2 separate regions of the Mus musculus genome follow, and region 2 is linked to region 1. The links are chromatin contacts, found by Hi-C in ENCODE. All regions are on one chromosome and are shown on one strand. Each heading gives the region's core, a stretch centred on a gene start or an enhancer-like site at or near the end of the contact. The rest is flanking DNA. Distances are from core to core; before and after follow the strand shown.

What was found. A loop is a pair of places that touch in the nucleus more often than their neighbours do.
Region 2: a map of v-Abl transformed pro-B cells shows a loop between it and region 1 (2.0-fold over the local background). The contact joins two enhancer-like sites. A Hi-C loop is called at or near these places in 5 of 37 maps with a recorded cell type or tissue (adrenal gland, heart, left cerebral cortex and 2 more).

Annotation. Positions count from the first base shown.
Region 1 is chr6:37,614,188-37,621,414 of GRCm38, forward strand. No RefSeq gene overlaps it. Among named protein-coding and RNA genes, the nearest start is that of Gm33429, 86 kb to the left of the region's middle. Within about 2 kb of position 3,409, at least 1 of the 3 ENCODE cell types and tissues checked has a DNase peak (open chromatin) inside an H3K27ac peak, as active enhancers do; it is heart, where a contact is called at or near this core.
Region 2 is chr6:37,729,049-37,736,275 of GRCm38, forward strand. It overlaps Gm38791 (a long non-coding RNA gene), which reads left to right. Exons shown (of 4, transcript XR_868982.1): 4 at 5,057-5,333. Among named protein-coding and RNA genes, the nearest start is that of Gm38791, 18 kb to the left of the region's middle. Within about 2 kb of position 3,488, at least 1 of the 3 ENCODE cell types and tissues checked has a DNase peak (open chromatin) inside an H3K27ac peak, as active enhancers do; it is heart, where a contact is called at or near this core.

The DNA of each region.
Region 1 (7,227 bases), core at 2,159-4,658:
CCAGTCTGGTTTTAAGCTATTTTGGCTGTTACTGGGTAAGTCATAAGGCCCATAGTGAATTCCCAGGCTTTTGCATTTAAATGGGAGTAGACAGTACATGGCTTTCACTTCAGTGCATTGGGTTGGTCATGTGTTATGATTAGTTCATGCTTGACCCTCCTGGGGAATGTTTTCAGAATGACAGAACATTTCATTCTCAGAGATGTCTCTGGGGTTCAAGGAGATCTAATCTGCATATTTACAGGGCCTCTGGTGACCTAGCCAGCAGCTTAAGATGGCTCCTTCTCTTTTGTAGGAGGGCTGTTATTGTTACTCCAGCTGCACTTGGGTAATGACGCCCACCTTTGCACTCTAAACATAGAATGAGAGAGCAATTAATAGAATTTAATCACAGCAAAAGAAAACCCTACTTTAAAAAAAAATCATCTTGCTTCAGAATAATATAGTTGTGCTCTGTGAACCAAAAATTTTAGACTTAATTTAACCTTAATCCTTAGCAATAGAATGCCATTTTTCTATAAACCTAGCACTTAGGAGACTATCATGAGTTCCAGGCCAGCCTAGGCTATAGTGGAAAGTCCTGTCTTACAAGCACAAGGACATGAGTTCAATTCTCAGAAACTGTTTAAAATAAGAGAGAGATGGTGGCACATGCTTGTAGTCTTAGTGCTAAAAAGGTAAACAGAGGCAGAATGCCTCCCTAGGTATTGTTGGACATCAATCTTATACTACTCAGTACATTCATGGCCAGCAAATGGATGGGCATGGTGACTCGTGCCCATAATTATCAGCACTTGGAAGAAGAAGGTGACATGATCGTAAAGTCCAAGATTGTCACCTTCAGGCAACATAGCAATTTTGATGTCAGCCTGGGATAAACCAGGATGCAAGAGACCCTGTGTCAACTCAAGCTAAACAGAAGTGATTTTCTCAGCCTATCATAATCTTTGTGCAAACAGATTAACTTCTGACCAAACTGTTGTGAGAATAACTGGTTTCTTATGCCAAAACACTCATGGGACCCAGAATCTGAATGTCAGCAAATCTACCCTAAACAGAAGAGCGGAATGCAGATTCTATTCCTTGCTTCTGCTATCACAGTGAGGCTTGTAATAAGAAAGTGTGACTCACACTCAATAGCCAACAATCCTTCCTCAAATTCACAGGGCTAATGAACTTCAGGCAAGAAACCCTGTACTAAGGCCTAGAAGGAATATTAAGGTCTAGGTAACTGTTACCTGGCTAGCCTACCATTTTGTGCTGTTACTAATATTATAAGAAAATTTTCTCATATGGTGTTTCTGCTGTTACTAGGGAACTTCCTTGTGCACAAGTTGATTGCATACTCTGTTAAATTCTGTGCCCTTGGAAACCAATCACGATAGAAGTGAGTAGAACTGCTTTGTTCTACAATAAACTTGGACCCAAGCTAATCACCCAGCAGCACTTCCTGCATCCATGTATAAACTTTTATGATATTTGCTTTTATAAGCTGCCCCTGGGATGGATGCCAACATAAGAGAGACACCTGCACCCAATATAAGAAACTGTGGGACAATGGTCTGTGCGAGGAAACTTGGTAAGGTTAAGAGGGTTGGAAGTCCTGAAACCTCTGAGAAGATGGTAGGAGCTTCACCTGTTTCTGACCAGGGCCTGTCATGTGACATTTTCTTTGTCATGTGTAGGAAGAGACATGAAACTTCCTACATAGGAACATGACCTATGGTCACATAGATCAGAACAGAGTCCTCCGTGCTAATGCGGTATCTAGATGGGTCCTGAGAGTTTAGCCAATAAGCTTCCCTTCCCGGACATTCCTTCCTGCAAACGATATTTAATCTCTGGTCCACCCTGAGAAGATGGTATATACCCGTTTTCCACAATGAACAGTCAATAAACAGTTTGGAACCAAGGACTGTCTATTTTAACAAGGCTCGCCATGGGGAGCACGGAGAAAGCCTTCCTATACAGAACCGCACAGCCTAAGTCTCTCTCAGAAGGCCCTTCCGTGCTCCCAGATAACCGCTGCTAAGCTAAGGACAATCACCAATGAGCTAAGCCAGAGTTCCATCATCCCCAGGCCCCAGACTCCTCAGCCTGCTGGCCTCTTCCATTCCCAATTCCCCTCGACCCAAGGGTATCTATATGTCCAAGAGTTTGGAGCCCTGGGTCCAGGCTGTGGGCCCCCAACTCTCCATTTCTGACTCCTCTGTGATTTCCAGCAACAACTGGGAGCCAGGGACTCTGGGAACCCCAGATTTAGCCTCTCACATTCTAGGCTGTTTTCCCATGCCCCTAAGTGGTGTATCGGTGCTTCCCTCCAGCCTAGCGCCTGACAGTGGGCATAAGGTAAATGCAGTCTAGTGTCTAGGCATTTCAGCTGCCCAGCGGTGTTCCCATACCCCAGTGGCAGGAAGAAACGTAGAACCTCAAGAAAGTGTTTGGAATAAGACTTCCATTTTGAATAGGGGTTGAGTAAAGTGGGAACTGATGTTCTACTTAGCAGAAAGAGACATGTACATGGGTAACTGACTTCCTGGTTGGCAAGTTAAAACATGAATGTTAAACAAGTCACATTCTAGTTGACAAGTTAGGACATGAATATTAGACAAGGCAAGCCCCCTGCCGTAGCTGGATACCTCAACCAATGAGAAAGGACAATTTGTAGGAAAGGTTTTAGATACGAGATGTCATCAAATAATGAAACCTGAAAAGAAACTTTGCCTGGGGATGTAGTTAGTTTGAGCACACAAGAAAGAGAGAGGGAGAGAGAGAGAGAGACAGACAGAGACAGAGAGAGGAGAGGAGAGGAGAGGAGAGGAGAGGAGAGGAGAAAAAGGAAGAATTCTTTTTCAAGTTTCTGGAGGAGTGTTTGAGTCGTGACAGCTCTGAGCTAGTTGATGGATAGGTTTATTAGTGGTTCATGATTTGACGACATCAATGATGATGACCTTTCAGAGGACTCAGTTGTTCGGAGTGGATCACTGGGACATGTTTGTGGAAGCTGAGTCTCTTCCCTTTCATAAGGTGAGAGGCCTCTTCTGCCAAAATACACACACACACACACACACACACACACACACACACACACACACACCACACCACACCACACTACACCTCTTCTGTTCTTATGCTTCTCTGCCTGTCTCTTGAGCGTCTGAAACCAAGAGTCAAAATAAACCCTCTCTCCACCGAGCTATTTTCTACAGGACTTTGTCACCGAAATGCTAAGTCTGACTAAAACACAGGAACCGAATGTTTGTTTTCTTTGTCGGTGTTTCCCTCTACACATCTGCCTTTGATTAAAGCTCAGCTTTGGACACTGAGATGAAAAAGGAGAAGTGGGGGAGGAGATACTCTGCTAGCTTAACCACTCAGTTCCTTATTTATAGTAGTGGAGCAGGGTAACCAAAGACTAAAGGAAATCATCCAGAAGTACAAGGGAGGGGCGGGGAGAGCAGAGAGACGCCAGTGAGCTGCGCTGCTGGACTGAAAGGTCCTCCCTACCTGTCCTAGGACATAGTGTCTCTTCATCTATCCTCCCCAGCTTTGTGCCACGTATTGATCATACCCATCACGTTCCATCCACTTCATGACAAGCTGTCTCACGCCCACAGTCATACCCAGTGCCTGGTGTGTGCCTGCAAATCTTCTACCACACCACGGAACTGCCCAGGCCTGTTGCCTGCAAACTGGTGTGACCTCCGTCCAATTCCTGGGATTCCTGGAATGTAATTATGTTTACTCAGCTGCCCACTCATGAATAAAGAATGCAGTCTACACCCAGGGAGCACATATGTTATGAATTTTAAAACTAAGAAAAGAAAAAATAAATTGTTAAAGTATATTAATAAGGCAGAGGAAGGAAGGGTTAGTATTAGTTACTTCCATCTATATTGCTCAGTTACTTGTGTTGTAACACCTGGCAAGAAGCAACTTAAGAGGGGGGGAGGCTCCCAGTTCAACAGGACACAGTCCTTCATGGTGGCAGGAGGCAGCTGGTCATGTTGCATCCACAGTCAGGAAGCAGAGGGGGACGAACACTGCTGTTCATCTTCTTTTCTCCCTTTTATTCACCGGGAACCCAGTCCACACTTCAGGTAGCCTTTCTACCTTAATTAACCATGTCTGGAAAACGCCTTGTAGACATGGCCAGACATTTGTTCCCATGGTGATTCTAAATCCTGTCAAGATGACCACCAAGAATGACAATCACATTCTCAATCACAAGGTTTAAACTGGAAGAGAGCTTGGAGATGAGGAACTAGGTCCAGACAGAACTCATTTAGATCAACAGTTCTCAACCTGTGGGTTGAGACCCTTTGCGGAGGTAACATATCAGATCTTTACATTGCAATTCACAACAATAGCAAAATTATGGTTATGAAATAGCAAGGAAAATAATTCTATGGCCAGGGATTACCATAACATGAGGAACTCTTTTAAAGGGTCTCAGCATCGGGAAGGTTGAGAATCACTGATTTAAACACAACATCTCATTATGCCGCCCTTCATGGTCTCAAACTCAGGGTCAAGCCACCCTCCTGCCCTCTGAGCTCTCTGAGCAGCTGGGACTATAGCATGTGGCACCACGCCAGGAAAGTGTTAGGGTTCTACAACTTTCTCTTTTGTCTTTATGATTTTTAAAGAAAGGAAATTAAATTGTTTTTCTACTTTTGTTTGTTTTGTTTTGTTGTCTGAGGTGAGGTCTTGCTGTGTAGCCCTGCCTGGCCTAAAACTCACTATACTATCTAGCCTAGGTTGGCCTTGAGTGGCCTTAGCCTTCAAGGTGTTGGGATTTTAGGTATGCGCCACCACACACAGTTATTTTTCTATTATTTAAATATGAATTGGCCATCTTAATCACGATTAGCCCTTTATATTTAATGACTAGAGTAAATAAGTAAGTGAACGAATAAACATCCGAGACTTGCTCAGTGCCCGAGGTTGCCGTCTGGACACTCCTCCCCAGAGGACACTGTGTACTTCTGCACCGGGATGTTTATTTTGGAGCTCTTTACTTAGTTGTTGGGGCCCTACCCAGGAAAAAGAACTCACATGTCATGAACCATAGTAAGAAGCCAGGTAAGAAACGTACAGGGAAGGGACCAGCGGAAGATTCAAGCTGGTGGAAAATGGAAAACATACAGGGTCAAGTGTTGACCCACAGTAGGAGAAGTGAGAACAGGGATCCAGTCTCTTGCAGTGAGGTAGCCTCCCCTCACACCTCATATGGGCAAAGGATCTGCAAGCAGTCACTTCCTACAGGGGTAAAAGGATTAGTAGCTTGTTCCGTGGAGTCTGAAATATAAAAGCCAAAGGCTTGCCTGCTGGAAACTGATGTAGACTCAGCTGAGCTATACCTAAGACAGTGTGGTGGATGGGGAGGCCAGGGACAGGAACAGATTGGAGTGCACAAGCTGTGTACATATACTTGGTGAGCTTGTCAGCATCCTTTGCCTTGGACCAGTTCTCCCTAGAAACACAGGGGCTCTGAGGCTGCCTCTGAGTGTTGCATGGGGGTCCTGGGTGCACTGTGTGTTTTTACTGTCTTCATGACCTCCCTCACTAGGCAGAAGTATAATCGGTGAATTGTGGTACAGTCATACAATGAAATCCTCATGGGGGCAGGAGGTGGGGGGGGGGGGGAGGTGGAGACATGCACAGTAGCGAAGATGGATCTTTAAGTCACTATCACACCTGAGAAGCAAGAGGAAAAGGTGTTCCAGGTCCATCTATATGAAATCGTACGGTCAGCAAACCTGAAATGTTACTTGGGGAAACAAGAAACTGCTGGACATGGAAAAGAGCATGCAGCCAAAAGAAAGAGGGCAAGCAGCACAAAGGCGAAGCGCTGGTTTCCTCCATGGAACACAAGACGGAGAAAGGAAAATCCCTTGTTGCTTCAGAATAAGGGAGGTTCTGAGGTCCCTTTGTTGACGGAGTGGTCATCATCTGTTTAGTGTCCTGCTCATTCTCTGTAGTGCCCTATTAATGTACCCTTAAACCTGCCACTGCAGGGAGTTATATTGATTGACCCAGGGCCCCAGCTGTAGACTGGGTCACCTGCATGAAGTTGCATCTCCCTCCAATGATGTTCCTACCATGTCTGAGTATGACAGGTGCAGTTAGAAGGACACAGACCTCTTCATCTGCTCGATTTGCCTTAGAGGGTCTCCACACAGCTCCACGGAGCCTTTCTTAGACTATACACCTTCTGGGAGGTACCCACTCAAATGTCATTCTCTGTCACCCAGGGCCAACTGTGCTTTCTCCCTATGTTCCTTGTATATTTCATCCCGTGTTGGCTCCTTCCTCCCCAAGCCAGCAATGGTATCTTACTGCATTCTTAAGCATGCCTATCTTCATAGGATGGGAGGATGAGAGGAAGGCGTGTGACCTGTAGGCACATCTGCGGGGAGCTGGTGACATTACAGTCATAATCTGAAGCCCCTCCTGGGCCTCTCAGTGTAGAGTCTGGAGATGTGGAGAGGAGCAGGATCTGAAAGCAGAATCACACATTGCAGGAAGAGCTCAAGTTTAAGGGCTGCCTGGACTAGAGAGTGAGTTCAAGCTCAACTTGGCCAACTTAATGAGACTCCTCTGCTTCAAAACAAAAAGAGAGCCGTAGATACAGCCCAGTGGTAGAGCACAAAGCTGAGTTGGCTTATGTGGGGAAGTCCCAGGCCAAGAAGAGATCCCGTCTCAAATAAAAGATAGAAGGTGACTGGTGACCCACACATGAAGTTGTTCTCTCATCTCCACATGTGTGCCATGCTTCCGTATTACCTCTATGCATGAATGTGCATACACACATAAACATAGATACAGAGAGAGAGAGAGAGAGAAGGAATAAGGAAAAATACTTGCATAGCAAGCATAAGGACCTAGATTCTTTACCTCAGCACTAGAATTAAAAACCCACCACATTTCACTCAAGTCTTCTGTCAGGAAGGAACCCCAGAACATCTAGACCAGAGATTTCACGTCAGTAACCAACCCTGGGCAATGGCTCTTTTCCATCGCTTAATAGCTCCATGAACAGCTGTTCATGTTGAAAGCCATACAAGGGCTTCCACATGTGAGACGACACCATTCCATCACAGGCGTTATCAAGACATCTAATTTTCCTCATGTTTTTGTTTATAATTTTATTGACCCTAAAATGGATTTTATGACAGTATTTTTGGCAGATGGCACTAAAATGTCTTATGTTGATAAAATCAG
Region 2 (7,227 bases), core at 2,238-4,737, 110 kb after region 1:
CTGTCTCTACTACCCCCTCTACTCACCTCCCCATATTCTAAATAAATTCTATTCTACACTATACCATTGTGCGGCTGATTCCCCAGGAGGAAGGAATGCTTCGGCATGGGCCCACAGAGGCACCCCCTTTCCCCCATACCACACTTGGCTTCCACTAAACATCCCTGTTTTCTCTTACCTTTTTATAAAACACAACACTGGGGACCAAGTATTTAAATTTAGGAGCCCATGAGGCCCATTCTCATTCAAACCACCACAGAACTTGTTCACTGTCTGAGTATGGGGACTAGGTAGTGACTGGGTAAGATCTCTAAGGAAACACTGCGGCCAAGGGTAATCTGTTGAGTGCTTCTATTTACTGAGTGCTCTACTAAAAGCACTTTGCATTTAAAATACTTCATTCAGCCTTCAAAATGCACAAGTGATAGACATTCTGTTGCTGATTACGCTGGGATTCATAGATTTTAAGTCATTTGCCTGCATACATGCTGCTAGTGAGCAGACAAGTGAGATTTGCCCTGCAACAACTTAGTCTTATCCACTAGGATGGCTTTGTTGGTCTTACTCTAAATAGATGAGTTAGAAGTCAAATTTTATAACTTACAGGGAACTTATTATTTGAGAGATAGAAGAACTATGAATGGTGCACATCTTTAATCCCAGCACCAAGGAGGCAGAGGCTGGCAGATTTCTGAGGGGGGCAGGTAAGAGTAGCAGGACTGGAGATATGGCTCAGCAGTTAAGAGCACAGTCTACTCTTCCAAAGGACCTGGGTTCAATTCCCAACACCCACATAGCAGCTCACAACTGTATATGACTCCAGTTCCTGGGTACCCAACACCCTTATGCAGACATACATATTCAGGCAAAACACCAATACACACAATTTTTTTTTTTTAATTAAAGTTAAAAAAAAAAAAAAAGACAAGCTGAGGGCTGGTGAGACGACGGCTCAGTCTTTACGGATGCTTGTAGGCAAGCCCAACAAGTTGACTTTTCTGGGATCCATATGATGGAAGGACAGAACAAACTTCTGCAAACTGTCCTCTGATCTCCACACGTGGCACACACATACATGCACACTCTTAACAAATCAAACAAGCAAATGTTTTTAAAGAAAATTTAAAGATAAGTAGAACCGGGCATGGTACCACATGCCCATAGTCTTAGTACTTAGGAGACCGAAGCAGAAGGGCTTTTGAGTTTAAAACCAATTGAGCTACATAGTGATATTTGATTCAAACAAATAAATACATGGCAAGGGCTGAGGATACAGCTGAACTGGTAGACTATCTGCTTAGCATGCAGATAGCCCTAGGTTCAAACCCAAGCACAGCATAGAACCAGGTGTGGTAGCACTTGTCTAAAGTCTTCATGTGCAGGATATGGAGGCTCAGGATCAAGCAGAGGAAGGTGGTGTGTGTGTGTGTGTGTGTGTGTGTGTGTGTGTGTGTGAGCGCGCGTGTGTGTGTGTGTGTGTGTGTGTGCATCAAGTTTCTAAGAAATCAGCTGGATCCTTACCTTACACAAGCCAGTTTCTTAAAGCTGGTGTACACTAATTGGAGATCCTGGCTGTGTCCCTCACCTACATGGTCCAGCAAATTCCCTTCCCCCTTCCCCTAGAAAGCCTACAAACAGAAAAGGCACCAAAAGCCCAGTCCTGCATTCCTGACATTCCTGACAACTGTCCCAACCTCATGAAGTCACCAGCCACCCAAGGCTCCCCAACACACACACACACACACACACACACACACACACACACACACACACACACACACACACATTCTGTGGCAAATGCATCCTTTTCTTTCACCTGCAGTCTATAAAAAACTTCCACGATATCGTCTGCCTGCGACTTTTTCCAGTATTTCCCCCTGAGACTGGTGAACTCACCCAAGAGCCCATTTCCCAAATAAACTTGCCTTTTCTACTTTTAATTAGGCTGAATTGGCTCCCCCCCTACCCCTCTATGGGGAAAGCCTGTCACACACCTTGAGAAAGCAAGCACAGGCCAAAGCAGACACATCCCTTTCACAGTTCTCCTGTGTTACAAAGGAAAGATTTTCCAAGTCTCAGAGTGGTACAATAACCTGTGGTGCAAAAACCTTCAGAGCATCTCACAGGGACGCAGTTTGTAAAGCCGCCTTAAATGGAGACATGTTAGCAGCCAATAAAGCCTACATATGGAGTCATGTCCCTGTTGGATTTATACTGCTGTCGTGGGGAAAACATGGTATTAAAGCAGGATATTTTGACCATATTGGTTTCCTCTGAAACGAGATATATTCTAGACTATGATGCTAGGAATAACAGTATTGTTGGTTTAATAGGCATGAGTTCTTGTAGTCCTTTGTAAGAAGCCAGCAAATGTCACTTTTTCCTTGGGTTCTGCAGACCTTTGTAATAAATTATTGAACCTATGAAAGGAGTTGTGTAAACAGCCTCAATTTACAACCAGCTGGTCTCTAGAAGCTCCGGGGTTTGGGCACTGGGGGGTGGGAGGCAGTCTTCTGAGACTGAACTTTTAGTTACCCATTGCCAGAGCACAGTGCAATTTTAGGGTACGCATCTCCCACCTAGAAAATTCAAGAGAGACCGGGCGTGGTGGTACACGCCTTTAATCCCAGCACTCGGGAGGTAGAGGCAGGCAGATTTCTGAGTTCGAGGCCAGCCTGGTCTACAAAGTGAGTTCCAGGACAGCCAGGGCTATAGAGAAACCCTGTCTCAAAAAATAAATAAATAAATAAATAAATAAATAAAATGCAAGAGATGGCTGCTGGTCCTGGGAAATATTCCATAGAAAGTGAGCCATGTTTTTTATATTTTATTAAATACATATTTAAATTTAGTCTTTGCCCAAACCTGGATGTTGTTGATTTGTTTCTTTCTTTCTTTCTTTTTTTCTTTTTCTTTCTTTCTTTCTTCTTTTTCTTTCTTTCTTTCTTTCTTTCTTTCTCCTTTCTTTCTTCTTTCTTTCTCTCTCTCTCTCTCTCTCTCTCTCTCTCTCTCTCTCTCTCTCTCTCTCTCTCTCTCTCTCCCTCCCTCCCTCCCTCCCTCCTTCTCCCTCTCTCTTTCTGTCTCTCTTTTTTTTTAGGGAAGGTTCTCATTTATCCCAGGCTGTCTTTGCACACTCACCTCCACACAACCATGTCCAAACACGGGCAAACGTGTATGCACAGATATGGACGTAACACACAGAGAGAGGGACTAATAATAATAAATAAATAGACAAACAAAATATATCAGATAGAAACAACTGAATATATCCAGAAGATGGGATATTCTACAAGGCATCAAATCTATACTGAAGAAAAAATTATAAGAAAGAAAAAAATGAAAGGCAGGTAAAGAGAACTGAAGGCCATACGGGCCACGAAAAGGTTTAAACAGCAAAGCACCAATGTAGAAATCCATAATGTGCTAAATATGGCTCACACAGGATATCCGGGAAGATGAGTCAGCCAGCAGCACATATCACCAACGATGTAGCCTGTTATGTAACTATGAGTCATCCCTGGCAGAGTGCCACCTTTGTGTGATTTTTGTATAAATATGCCCCTGAGACCAGAGGCCATTGCCTCCACCAGAGTAAAGAAGGTCACGTGTCATCTGCCCCGGCTTCCCGCGCTTCCTTTCATCTACAGGCTTTCAGCTTCGATCCCACCCCGCCCCCACCCCACCCCCATCCCCTGTCTTCAGAGCTGGGGCCTCACAGCAGGATACAGGGAGACAGCAAGGATACTCTCTGTTAAAAGTTCAAGAGAAACCCCAAATACAGGGACCCTGTTTGCCCTTCCCTGGTGTTCAAAACAATAAACGACATTTTCCTTTTTCTTTTCCCTTTTTCATCTTTTTTTCTCACCAGCATATTTGAAAAGTGCCTTGATTTGACTTTCTGTTGTTCGGTAACTGTAAATATTTCATGAAATCATTTCCATGTAAGAACATATTATCTAGGTCAAACTGAACCTGTGTTCCTGGACATATCTAACTCAAGAATAAACTATTGCCGGGTGTGTTGGTGCACGCCTTTAATACCAGCACTTAGGAGGCAGAGGCAGGCAGATTTCTGAGTTCGAGGCCAGCCTGGTCTACAGAGTGAGTTCCAGTACAGCCAGGGCTACACAGAGAAACTCTGTCTCGAAAAAACAAAAACAAACAAAAAAGAATAAACTATCTCTTGCTCCCTGTGTACTGAAAGTATTGTGCAATGACAATATCATGTCTATATTTTATTACAAAATACTTCAAAAAGTTAAGCATAGCACCCCAACCAAAAAGCTATACATAGAAAAAAAAAGTTAAATGAGTGTTACAAATAGTGCTATAACTGATTTGCCAAGGCTATTCTTTTTTTTTTTTTTTTTGGTTTTTCCAGACAGGGTTTCTCTGTATAGCCCTGGTTGTCCTGGAACTCACTTCGTAGACCAGGCTGGCCTAGAACTCAGAAATCCGCCTGCCTCTGCCTCCTGAGTACTGTGATTAAAGGCGTGCGCCACCACGCCCAGTTTACCAAGGCTATTCTTGAACTCAGGATCCTCCTGCATCAGCCTCTTCAGCGCAGGCATTACAGTCCTACACTACCATACGCAACTAATTTTCAAGGGCCTATTAGACACAAATTTAGATAATCACAATTTTCTTCAGGTTTAGAGTGCTGGTGTGTCCCTTTAATCCCAGTACTCCAAATAGAAGCAGTAGGATCTCTGTGAGTTCAAGGCCAACCTTGGCTACGTAGAAAGTTCCAGGCTAGCCAGGGCTACATTGTGAAACCATGTCTCCAAAAAAAAAAAAAAAAAAAAAAAAAAAGGAGATGGGAGAAGGGAAGGGAAGGGAAGGGAAGGGAAGGGAAGGGAAGGGAAGGGAAGGGAAGGGAAGGGAAGGGAAGGGAAGGGAAGGGAAAAGGATAAAAAGAAATCAAGTTAAATTGTTTTTATTTTGGGGTAGGGTGGGTGGGTTTGGGGGAGGAGTTGAAATGACTAATTTCCAATCCTTTTAACTTGACAAGTTAGTAGTTTTGTTTGTTTGTTTTGTTTTGTTTTGTTTTTTCAAGGCAGGGTCTCCTTTAGCTCAGACTGGCCTCAGATTTGCTGTGAAGTTGAAGATAACCTTGGACTTCAGGTCATCATGCCTTCATGCCCCCACGCCAATGCTGGGATTATATGTGGTTTATGAGGTGCTGGGGATGAAACCCAGGGCCTCAAGCATATTAGGCAAGGACCCTCCCCACTAACCTGCATCACGGACTTCCTGATTATTCTTCCTAAGGATCTTTGCTACTGAGATAACAGGCCACCTTTATAATACTTTTTAATAGGCTTCCTAGTGACGGGCTAAATGAATGCCTTTCAGAAGAGGAGCCTCTTTGCAAGTCAGATGACTTCCAATGATTTGGGCAACAGAATTGAAAGACTTTACTGAGTAGCAAGCTGATAACTCATTAAAAGCAATTTTCAACAAAGATGACTCTATGATTTTTTTTTTTTAGAAAATAACTCATCGTTCCAAGAATTGATTGGCAGAACTGTAACAAAACTCCTTCTACTTCTTATATCTACATATTTATGTAATCAGGTTTTCTCGGTGCTTATCTCTCTAAAGATGAAAAATAAAAATAAAACTGATGCTGAGCCTTCATCCCCTCAATGCAGTGCAATCGAGACAGATGTGTGACTTCATTAAGAGAAAAAGCACCGTCCTGCTATTATTTTGTATTTGGTGAACTACCCATCAAAATGCAAAATATTTATATTGATTTGATTGGTTGTGAATTTAAAGTTGGTAGATGAATAGCCCAATACAGAACTATTTTTAAAATATTAAGAGCTGAACAGGGCCTGGATATGTACGTCAGTGGTAAAACACATGATATAATAAAATCTGCAGGGATGAAATTTATTATGTAACCAAGTTTGGCCACAAAGTCACAGCAATTCTCCTGTCTCAGCACCCTAAGAACTAGACATGGACCACCATACCTGCCTGTCCCAGAAATTTGTTTGCTTGCTTGTTTGTTTGTTTGTTTGTTTCAACCTAAATCTGTGTTCCTTGACATAGTACACACACAGACATGTATGTGTATATTTATGTATGTATGTGTGTATATATTTATATATGTATGTGTATATATGTGTGTGTGTGTATTTATTTATTTATTTATTTATTTATTTATTTATTTATTTTTAGATAGAGTCACACTAGTCCTGATTGGCCTAGAACTTTCCATGTAGACCAGGCTGGTTTCAAACTCATGGAGACCTGCCTGCCTCTGGTTTCCAAGTGCTTAGATCAAAGGCCTGTGCCACCACATCTGGACTAAGAAATTCTTGAAATAAATGTTTTAGAATATGTCTATGCCAGTGATGATGCAACAGGATACCCTGTCGACTCTGCCTCCAGCAGCCTAAGGAGTTCCCTTATCCTTTGGGGACCTGCACTGGAGTAAAGTTACAAAGAGCCATGATTTCAACAGAGAACAGAACTTAGGGCAAACCAGTTTGAGGCAGAGTTGGAATTTATTAGTAAAAAGGAAAGGTTTAGCATGGATTTAAGCATGGGGGTTGACAGAAAGAAAGGAGCAGAGGGAAGGAATTGATGCCCATTCCAAGGGCATGGATGGAGACTTCCCACTGGAAGGTGGTGCTTCTGTGTCTCAGGAGTCAAACAGAAGCTTTTCTCATCGCTCAAACTTCATTTCTGAGAGAGCCTCCTCCCCTTTCCTGCCTCCCCTTTTCCACAATGAGATCATAGGGTGGCTCTAGCTGTGCCTTGGATAGAGCCCAGTTCATCTGAAAAGATAAAGCTGTGAGGTCACAAGGGTTGAACAAGAGTGTTATGATCTGACACACTCGCTGACAGTGGAATTTCTTGTGACCGTCCTAGAAAATGGTCCCTTTCAGATGGGATAGGAGAATGGCCTCCCCCCCCCCCCCGCCCCGAGACCCTCAAGCATGATTCATTGCCATTTTAATGTTCTTTTGTGTGTGTGAAAGAGAGAGGGGAAGGATGTGTGCACTTGGGTGGAGGTCAGAGGACGACTCAGTGGAGTCAGTTCTCTTTTGGCACTGCTATGTAGTTTCCAGGATGGAACTTGAGTCATCGAGCATCAAACACCTTTACCCTCAGGCTGCCTTACTCCAATAAGCTTATTTGGAAACAAAACAAAACAAGTCATGATGACACACAGCTTTAATTCCAGCACTCTGGAACCAGAGGCAGGCAGAT